2 separate regions of the Homo sapiens genome follow, and region 2 is linked to region 1. Evidence: chromatin loops called from intact Hi-C (ENCODE). Cell type or tissue: heart right ventricle. All regions are shown on one strand. Links, peaks and the distances in the headings refer to the core of each region. The heading gives the core; the rest is flanking DNA. Region 1 holds the start of TRN-GTT2-3 (tRNA-Asn (anticodon GTT) 2-3). Region 2 has its middle 11 kb from the start of COMMD3.

What was found. Peaks named below come from ENCODE experiments on the same cell type or tissue, not always from the same donor. Only the 100,000 strongest peaks of a DNase experiment are listed, where the experiment ranks them.
Region 2: it touches region 1 in a loop (2.2-fold over the local background); 67 of 110 quality-filtered maps call a loop at or near these places.

The regions. Positions count from the first base shown.
Region 1 is chr10:22,226,893-22,232,277 of GRCh38, reverse strand. It overlaps TRN-GTT2-3 (tRNA-Asn (anticodon GTT) 2-3), which reads left to right and starts at 2,696; the gene lies at 2,696-2,769. RefSeq lists a silencer at 2,995-3,244. In heart right ventricle, for the core only: no CTCF peak of the experiment used is centred there; DNase peaks (open chromatin) are centred at 2,757 and 3,067; H3K4me3 peaks cover 2,775 bases; H3K27ac peaks cover 2,786 bases.
Region 2 is chr10:22,302,620-22,308,004 of GRCh38, reverse strand. No RefSeq gene overlaps it. Among named protein-coding and RNA genes, the nearest start is that of COMMD3, 11 kb to the left of the region's middle. In heart right ventricle, for the core only: no CTCF peak of the experiment used is centred there; no DNase peak of the experiment used is centred there.

The DNA.
Region 1 (5,385 bases), core at 238-5,237:
TCCGGGTTCAAGCGATTCTTCTGCCTCAGCCTCTCGAGTAGCTGGGATTATAGGTGCCTGCCACCACGCCTGGCTAATTTTGTATTTTTAGTAAAGACGGAGTTTCACCATGTTGGCCAGCTGGTCTTGAACTCCAGACCTCAGGTGACCTGCCCGCCTCAGCCTCCCAAAGTGCTGGGATTACAGGTGTGAGCCACCATACCCGGCTATTAAAAAAAATTTTTTTTAACTGGATTTTTCGTTTTTAACGACTCCGTCACCATACTTCTGAAATACAGAAATGAAGAAGAATTCAGGTCATGCACAATCCTGCTAATGGCAACCCTGTGAGTTGCCTATGCTGTTGGGATGAAGCTGGAAGAATATTATCTGAAAGCCTTGGATTCATGGTATCTGGAAGGTGTTAGATCAGTGTGGTCCATTGTGGCTTGCCTGTTAAGACAGGTGAATCCTATTTGCACAGATCTTCTTGCTTTTCTCTCTTCCTCTCCAAGAAGAAAATAAAATATATATGCCCATTAATCTGCACAGATGAGCCCCATTGATAGGGCATATTCTTAGGAAAAGTAAATTTGCAGTTCAGTTGTGTATAATACACAAAAAAGGGGGCAAAATGCCCAGTTCATTTTACTTTTAGCAGTTATAAAGACCCAAGTGCTAATGAAGCTATAGGACTCATTTATCTTGGGTTATCTTAAAATTAAGAAAAGATAATGTATGTTTCTAAAATTAATCCAGTGGGCTTAGTTTGGCTTTAAAAACTGAACATAAATATTATGGCCTAAGATGAGATAATCACAAAGATTTAGATGACAATGCATTCTTCTCCCTTATTTTTGTTAGTGATCATTCTGCATAAAAGATGTGCTTGATATATACCATTGGAATAAAATGTTCAGAGTCCATTCAATATTTTAAACATTTATATGCTCCTTTGAAGTAGTTTCAAGTGGAGAGGGAAAACAAGGCAGAGCTAAGTAACCGTGGAAACAGCCATTTTATGTAAAATGTTAAAAACTACAGAACCAGGCTTGAAGACAGTTTTAAAACCAATAGTGGTACTTACATAGACAATTTTTTAGCCTAGAATGAGTTAATATTCCTTTCTGAGTTAGTTTTTCTCATCGACTGTTTCTCATTATCTCTCTTGTTAGAAGTCAAATGCTAGTATGATGACTGAAGTGAGGAAAAGATATTGGAGCTGAAGAGATTTACATGAGTAGAACCGTTCCTAATATTACTTTAAACAGAAGAGTAAACATTGAATGATGGGGCAGTGAAGTACACCCGTTGCAGTCTGTTCTAACTGGATAGTCACAAAAACAACAGAGGAAAGGACACTCAGTTTGGTATTTGGAGAAGAAAAGCCAGTACCTGATAGTTTTAGCTCCCATTAACAGGTACATATAATATTACCAAGTACAAAGCAGCATCGTCTAATGAAATGAGACTTCTCATACACTCTGTAGAAGCATTTCCTAGATTGTTTTTTCAAATTCAAAAATTTCAAGTGCACTTCCAAAAGTTTGTTGAAAGTGGCGTGGTGCAGCTTGGCGTGAATTCACAGCTGTTTAACATCTCAACGCTTTCAGGGAACTCGGCTTCTAATTGGTTCCAAAGCCAATTTAAGTTGTCTTACCATGCAACGGGAACTCAAAATGCTGATTGGACCAAGACGCGTCGCTTACAACGTCTATAAATCATGATAGCGATTGTTTTTGGAGGGATTCTGTACAGAGCGGTTTAGTGACTGTTAAAAATTTAAACACGTTCACGTTCTCAAGTGGAAACTCGCAATTATTTGAGGAGAGAAGAAGGGAGAAAAAGAGCGTTTGGAACTTAGAAGTGTACCTTAAAAGGCACCAGGAAACATTCACACAAAGGGAACGATTTTCATTGAAGTATTTATAGGAATGGAGCATGTTTACCTGCAGTGTTTCTGTGCTAAAAATTTGCAGGAGTTAGTATAAATCATTCCTTTTTCTTCTTTAACTTCTCTTTCCTCAAATTGGGTTTTATTTATCCCTCGAGATGTGTGTTTTAAGTGCTATGCTTCGATGTGGGTGTGTAGGCTAATTCCAGGGACGAGGGCAGATTTAGCAATAAACTACAACGCACTGGAACTAAGAAATGTTCCTGTAGCTTTTTTTCCCTGATGTTTCTTTCCAGTAACAAAATGTTAGTGTGAAATCATTGTACTGTATTTAGTACAAAACAAATAGGGATTTCATCTATGCATTTAGTAATACCTGAATATAAAAATAAAGCAGCCAAATAAAATTCAGATGACCTTGGGAATACTACACAAGTAAATCACGAGAGATGAGCGAACGAAGCACTGGGCAAATTGTTCGAAACAAAGGGAAAGTTTCTCAGCTCACAAGATGAAAGCTTTGATTTTCTCATAAAAGAAAACTAATAAGAAATAGTTATTTTCCTGAAATACAACGTTCCAAATGGGAGTTGGCGGGGGGGAGCAACAGTATTTTAATACATTTTGCAATCTGCAATGCTGCTTGATTTTGTTGTATAATTTTGCGATATGCTTAAAAGGTGGAAAATAGAATTAAGAGGGTTGGAAACGTGAAGTAAAATATTTTGGTTCTGATAGTACCAATCAGAAAGCAGAAACAGCCACACACTGCCTTTATTATTCTTCATAAAGGCTGAGGCAGAAGGGGAAAATGACACCGAAGTCTCTGTGGCGCAATCGGTTAGCGCGTTCGGCTGTTAACCGAAAGGTTGGTGGTTCGAGCCCACCCAGGGACGCGCTCTCCTTTTATGAGCTGGTCGCGGGAAGTTTTGCAGAAATCGAGTTCAGGCCTCCGGGATAAGAAGGGGTGGATTTCCAGGGACCAAGCAAAGAAACCACCGACCCTTACACTACGCGGCCAGCCGGCGAGCCCTTCGCTTTCGGCCGGTGCAGAGCGGCCTCCTCTCCCCCGCTGTCCTCTCCCGGCTGCAGGTGAGCGCGGCCACTCCTTCCCCGGGGTCTTCACGGCGGTCTAGGCCTCGCCAGGGTGCTGGAGCGGGGACGCGCAGAGGCCGCGCGGGCCCGTTTGCCGCGCGCGCCCGCCGCTCCAGCTCTGCGCGTCCCCGGAGGCCCGCGCGTACACGGGGAAGGCGGCCCGGGCTGGTCTTGCTCGGCTTCGTGACGCGTGAAATGTAACGGGGCCACCGAAATGCATGTATTTCAACAGTGTCAAGTTCAAGCTGCAAACTGAAAACTCCTACATTTTGTTGAAGCATGGCCGCCCTTTTGTCTGTTCCCTGTCAGCGTAAACATCTCCGTTTGCGACTTAAACATTAATTGTTCCTGGTATTAATGCCTTCAGAAATAATTTTTGTGTAGTAAATCTTTCGTGTGGACAATATTGTAAGAATATATATTATATTTTACTTTTTCTACTAAAACGCTTGAATTTAGTAGAGAATAGAATAAGCCTGCAACACTTCCCATCAAGGCGGAAAAGGAGAAAACCTCTTTTACAATAGTATGACTGTTAAACCTGAAAAAAAAGAATGATGAGAAAGATTGAATGTGAAGCTGCTACCATACTTTGCTTCAACTTTCTACTTTCAACGTCCCCTACCTTTTATTTCCCCAAATGCAAAGCCCTCTCAAAATAGTTTCCTTCTATTTTATTACTTTGAGAAATAATCATAGTTTCATCATAATAATTATTGTTTTGGCTTGGACTACAGAAAATTGAAAGACAGTTTTGAAGAAAAGTGTAAGAACTAATACATCTTATTCCTGTGGATATATTGTTTTATATTCGTTATGTTTCAGCTCAGTTGACATATTAATAAAGGCTTATTTTATTGAGTGCTTTCGTGGAGAAAGGTATGTAATCTTCATAAGTCTTCCAGGTCCTATTATTGCCATTGTACAGATGAGGCAACTGAGGCACAGTGCGACTGAGTAAATAGCTGAGTAATTTGCCGGAAGTCACAGTGAGTTTGGAACCTGGGTAGTCAGGCCCAAGCCCAAGCTCCTCCCTGATGTACTGCCTTCTTGGAAGTTCCTTCCTCTAAAATACAGCTACCTAATTAGTTAATTTGAAACCAAAAGATACTTGAATTGGTTTTTATGAAGTTTCGTTAATATTTTGCTCCAAATCTTGTAAAGGGGGTAAAATAAAAACCAACACAACATTTGTGGCGTGCTAAAGGGCATTGTTAAATTATGCATTCATTGGGCTGCTCAATTTTATTCAAATGAAAGCTGTGTGTGCATAGGAAGTATTCCTGGGGAATCTGTCTTAGGGAAACAATTTGTTAGCATTTAGGTACAGAAGGCAAGATGAGAGAGAGAGGCAGGCAAAATCTGGAAGGAGACAGATTCAGGATAGATTCAGGCCATGGAGTCTAGAGACTAAGGATTCTTTGACCCCAAGCTGATGTTTGGGAATTGGCACATCCACGTAGACCCCTGTTTCAGGACACTTTTGTGAGATAGTACCAGAATTTGTACTTGACCAGGGGCCTAGGTGGCAGTTTAAAATTTGATCTTAAATTTCTAAATACATTCTATTTCACCCTATTTTGGGTATTAATATGATTTAGAGACCAGAAAATGGAGGAGAATTAAATGGGAATGGAGGTGTCACACTGAGTGCAAAACTCCCCTCTAATGTAAGCAGAAGCAGTTGCTGTGATTATGTGGACAAGTGCTTAGGCCATTTCCTTGGCTCTTGCAGGCAGGTAAGATAGGTGGGTCCCAGTGTGGGTGGCTGACACCGGTAGTCTCAGCACTTTAGGAGGCCAAGGCAGGAGGATTACTTGAGCCCAGGAGTTGGAGACCAGCCTGGGCGACAGAATGAGACAGCATCTCTACACAAAATAAAAAATTAACCCAGCATGGTGATCACTTCATTGCACTCCAGCGTGGGTGACAGAGTGAGACCCTGTCTCAAGAAAAAAAAAAAGGTAGGTGGGCAACAATTTGGAAGAATTGCACAAATATTTATGGATGCATTGGCCTTATAAAATTTCAACGTGTCATGGTTGTTGATGTTGCAATAAATGCTATTTCTGAGGAGCATCTTTTTGTCCTTAATTTCTGGGCTCTGTAATACCAGCCAAACCTAGATATATGTCAAGATCATTTAAAGCTTTAATTAAAGGCTGAATAGCATTTAAAAGGCTATGTTGTATATTTGAGTATGTAAATATGTTCCTAATGTTGCTAATAGAGTTGTATACTTAAACTGCGTATACACAATCAGAGGGAAATTCACTGAAGTAACATAATAAAAGGTGAACCAATTGCTATGATTTAAAAATAAAAACTCATTAGAGAATGTACTATTCATCTAATTCAGAAAAGGACAAAACAGATAATAGATAAAAATTAAAGATCTGTCACAAAAGTCATAGAAG
Region 2 (5,385 bases), core at 305-5,304, 76 kb before region 1:
ACAAGATTTATTGAAAAGAAATATCAAAAAACTCTTTTTTGGGGAGCATTTATCCAGTAATGTATTCAATTTTATTTAATAGGGAGATTTTAATAACTTTGCTTAACAAGCTGTTTTTTATCTTAATAACTGTAAGGATTGCTATAAAGTTATATAAATAAGTTATAATACCTTCTTAAAGTATACTGAAGTTGATAGGATTTTTAATATGGGTTATAAAAAAAGCACCATAGGTTGTAACTTCTTTACTTTTTTACTTTACTGTTCTCATAGAGAGTCCTTTATTAGACAAGTACCTGGTACTTAATAGATAGTCAAGAATATTTGTTCAATGAATGAAGGCAGTATAGTGCATGGAGTACAGAAAACGGGGCTCATGCCAGTATCCCACTTGCTTCCAGTTCTATGACCTTGGACTAAAGACTTATTTTCTCTAAGTCTAATTTTCCTAAAGTGTACAGTGGAAATAATAATAGCATCTCTTTCACATGGCTCTTGAAAAGTATTAAGACCTAAGGCACATGCACCATTATTGGTATTTATTTGGTAATTTTAACCAAATTGTGTAATTCTATAATTGTGAGGTTTTACTGGTGCAGGTGCGCATGCGATGTAACCATTTGAGGACCCCAAGCACATAAGCCCCTATTTAGAAAATGAAAACGAAAACCTTCTGGGTGCTGCCTGGCACTTCTTCACTATCAGGAACTGTAAAGTGAACCTTACAGAGCTCTTTTAATAACAGCAGTCATATGATGCCCTCAAAGGCCTTGATGACAATAATTCTCTTATCTTCTCACCTCCTGATCCCTCAAGAATCTTAGAGCCCACCAATGTTCATTATGGTCAGCCTGCTTGTAAACATCTCTCTCTTTAGAAGGCATAGTGGACCATTCCATTCCCTGTCTTTTCACTGGTTCTTCCTCCAGTTTTTCTTGAATCATTTCCTTTGGTAAGCAGCTCTTTAGAAAATCTCAGGGAGCAAAATCGAGATGTCTTCGTATTTTTCTCTGGCACATCCTTCGTCTGGGTTCAGGGAGTTGCTGTCTCACACTCTAGTCTGAGTGATCCATAACTTGTGGTACTTTTGACTCTGCTTGAAACATCTATCTACAAAGAGCCCAAAGTCCATAAGGCATTGAGAAGACTGGCCAAATTGAAAAAAAACAGTAAGAACCCTCATTTACCATGGAATGGAGGACACATGATTTGGAATGTAGAGGTTTAAATTCTACAACTCCAAAATATCGAACAGTTCAATGAGTTCTGGGAAAGGTATGCAGTTGTGTAACCGCGCTACACTCAAGATGTAGAGTGTCACCATAATCCCAGCGAACTTCCCTCTTCCCATTTGCAGTCATTATACTTGCCCTACCCCTGACCCCAGGAGACTACTGATCTACTTCATCTCACTGTAGTTTTGCCTTTTCCAGAACATCATACAAATGGAATCATGCAGTATGTAGTCTTTTGTGTCTGTTTTTTGTTTTGTTTTGTTTTGTTTTCTGAGACGAAGTTTCGCTCTTGTTGCCCAGGCTAGAGTGCAGTGGTGTGATCTTGGCTCACTGCAACCTCCGCCTCCTGGGTTCAAGTGATTCTCCTGCCTCAGCCTCCCAAGTAGCTGGGATTACAGGCATGTGCCACCACACCTGGCTAATTTTGTATATTTAGTAGAGACGGGATTTCTCCATGTGGGTCAGGCTGGTCTCGAACTCCCGACCTCAGGTGATCTGCCCGCCTCGGCTTCCCAAAGTACTGGGATTACAGGCAAGAGCCACCACACTCAGCTGGTTTTTTACCTAGCATAACATTTTTGAGATTCTCCCTGTTGATATATCAGCAATTCATTTCTTCTTATTGCTGAATAGTATTCCATTGTAGGGACATACCAGTTTGTTTTTCCATTCACCAGTTGATGGACATATGGATTGTTTCCAGCTTTTTGGCAATTATGAATAAAGCCTCTATGAAGATTTCTGTGCTAGTTTTGTGTAGACATAATGTTTTTATTTCTCTTACATAAATTCCAAAGTGTGGGATTGCTGGGTTATATGATGTGTGTATGTTTAACTTTACAAGAAGCTGCCAAACTATTTTCCACAGTAGCTACATCGTATACATTCCCACCAGTATTGTATGGGACTTTCAGTTGCTTCACATCCTCTTTCTTATATGGTATTATCAGTTATTTTTATTTTAGACACTTTGATAGATATATAGTATGTTATTGTGGTTTTAATTTGCATTCCCGTAATGACTAATATGTTGAGCATCTTTTTATGTGCCTGTTTCTCATCCAAATATCTTCACTAATTGTCTATTCAAATATTTTGTCAAGTTTTTAATTGGGTTGTTTTCTTATTACTGAGTTCTGAGAGTCCTTTATGTATTCTAGAGACTTGTCCTTTATCAGCTATGTGTTTGCAAATATTTTTGTAGATATTTCATGAATTGTCTTTTCATTTGAATGTCACTCAAAGAGCAGAAATTTTAAGTCCGACTATTTTTTTTTAATGAATCGTGCTTTTGGTATTGTATTTAAAAATATCATTCCCTAACCAATGTCACAAAGATTTTCTCCTATGTTTTCTTCTAGAAGTTTTATGTTTCACACTTTAGATTTATTTTAAGTCAATTTTTATGTATGGTGTGAAATATGAGTTGTTATTCTGTGTGTTTGCATATGGATGTTCAATTATTTTGCCCTATTTTTTGAAAAGACTATCTCATCTCTACTGAATTACCTTTGTACTTTTTTCAAATTTCAACTGACCATATGTTGTGGGTCTATTTCTGGATCTTCTATTCTGTTTCATTTATCTATTCATCAGTCCTTTTGCCAATACCACGCAGTGTTGATTATGGTAGATTTATAGTAAGTCTTAAAATTAGATAATGTGAATCTTCTTTGTACTTCTTTTTCAAAGTTGTTTTGGCAATTCCATTTTGTTTGCTTTTCCACATAAATTTTAGAATCATCTTGTTGATTTTTTTTTTTTTGAGATGGTCTCACTCTCACCCAGACTGGCTCACACAACCTCTGCCTCCCAGGCTCAAGCAATTCTCCTGCCTCAGCCTCCCAAGTATCTTGGATTACAGGTGTGCACCACTACTGCCTGGATAATTTTTATATTTTTAGTATAGATGTGGTTTCACCATGTTGGTCAGGCTGGTCTTGAACTCCTGACCTCAAATGATCCACCTCCCTTGGCCTCCCAAAGTGCCGGGGTTATAGCCGTGAGCCACTATGCCTGGCCCCATCTTGTTGGTTTCTACCAAAAAAAGCCTAGTGGGATTTTTATTGGAATCACATTTAATCTATAAATCATTTTGGAGGTGAAATGACAACACTATTGAGTCTTCCGATATGTAAACATGGTATATTTCCACTTTTATTTACATCTTCTTTGATTTCTCTCTTCAATGTTTTATAGTTGAGCATGCAGATTTCATATTTTGTTAGATGCATACCTAAATATTTTATGCTTTTTGGTGCTATTTGAAATGATACTTTAAATTTTTTCATTTTAAAATTTCTTCATTACAAGTATATACAAATACAATTGATTTTGTCTGTTGACCTTATATCCTATGACCTCACTAAAACTCACTTATTAGTTCCACTAGCTTTTTTATAGCTTCTTTGGGAATTTCTGTATAGACAATCATGTCTTCTGTGAATAGAGATAGTTTTATTTAATATTTTTTCCTTTTCAATCTGCATATCTTTGATTTATTTTTCATGCCTTATTGCACGGGCTATGGCTTCCAGTACGATGTTGAATAGGAAGGTGAAAGTGACATCCTTGCCTTGTTTCTCATCTTTAGGGAAAGCATTTGGTCTTTGAGCATTAAGTATGATATTAGTTATAGGTTTTTCATAAATGCCTTTTCTTAGGTTGAACAACATGGGAATATTCCTTATATTTCTGGTTTGCTGGTAGTGGTTTTCAAAATTATGAGTAAATGTTGAATTTTGTCAAAGCCCTATTCTTTATCTATTGAGATGATCATACATCTGTTGAAATGGTGAATTACTTTGATTGCTTTTTAAATTTTGAAACTAACTTACATTCCCAGGATAAAGCTCACTTGGTCTTGGTGTTTTATTCTTTTCATATATAGCTGGATGTGATATATATGTGTGAATATATATACATACACATATATGTAAAAACAAGGTTTCACCATGTTGCCCAGGCTGATCTTGGAACTCCTGGGCTCAAGCAATACACCTGCCTCAGCCTCCTAAAGTGCTGGGATTACAGGCATGAGCCACCGTGCCCGGCCTTGATTTGCTAATATTTTGTTGCAGTTTTGTGTGTGTGCGTTCATGAGGCAAATTGGTCTGTCACTTTCTTTTCTTCTCATGCCTTTGTCTGCTTTTGGTATCAGGGTAATGCTGACCTCTTTCCTCTTTTATTTCTGGAAGAGTTTGTGTACAATTGGTATTATTTTTTCTATAAATATTTAGTAGAATTCACCAGGGAGGTCATCTGAGCCTGCAGTTTTCTTTGTTACAAGGTCTTAGACTATGAATTTATTTTTGAAGTGAATATAGTACAATTCAGGTCATCTATTTTTTTTCTTGAGAGAACTGCCACTTGTCTTTTCATTTCTTTGATGGTGTCATTCAAAGAGCGAAAGATTTTACACTAGTCGTAGTACTTAATACAATAGACAATAGCAAACAATTGTAAGTTCTTAAGCAGCATAGTACAGTGAAACAGTAGTGTTCAGGAAGATGAGTAGGATTTAGACAGGATCAAAGAAGGAGACTGGAGTTAAGGAGACTATCAAGCAGATAGGGGTCAGGGCAGAGGTGAAGGTAGCAAAAAGGAGGAAAGTGAACCCTTGGAAGTCACTTTAAAGAAAGAATTGACAGGACTCAGTAACTGTCTGGAAGTAGGGGCACTCAAGAATGAACCTAAGATTCTTTGTGGAGAGATGGAAAGAATGGCAAAACTGCAGACATAGGTGGTTGGATGGAAAAGGTAGCCATTGTACAGGGCCGGGTCATGCTTCCTCTTGGGATATGTTGAGTGTTAAGTGAGTTGCTATGGGAATTGCTGGTGAAAATAGCATTAGAAGGGATGACAATAAGAGAGATTCCTGAATTAGCAAGGCCAGGGTGCCCCAGAAGGAAAAGAGAATCAGATAGGATTTCCATATGAGATATAGCGTGCCTAATTAAATTAGAATTTCCAATGAAAAATGAATGATTTTAAATAAGAATGTTCTAAATATTGTACTTGACATACTTATAATAAAAATTAATTCATTGTTTATCTTAAATTCCAATTTCATTAAGCATCCTATATTTTTATTGCTAATCCTGGCAACTCTAGGATCTGAGAACTGTGATTTCCTTGTGAATTGATCTCA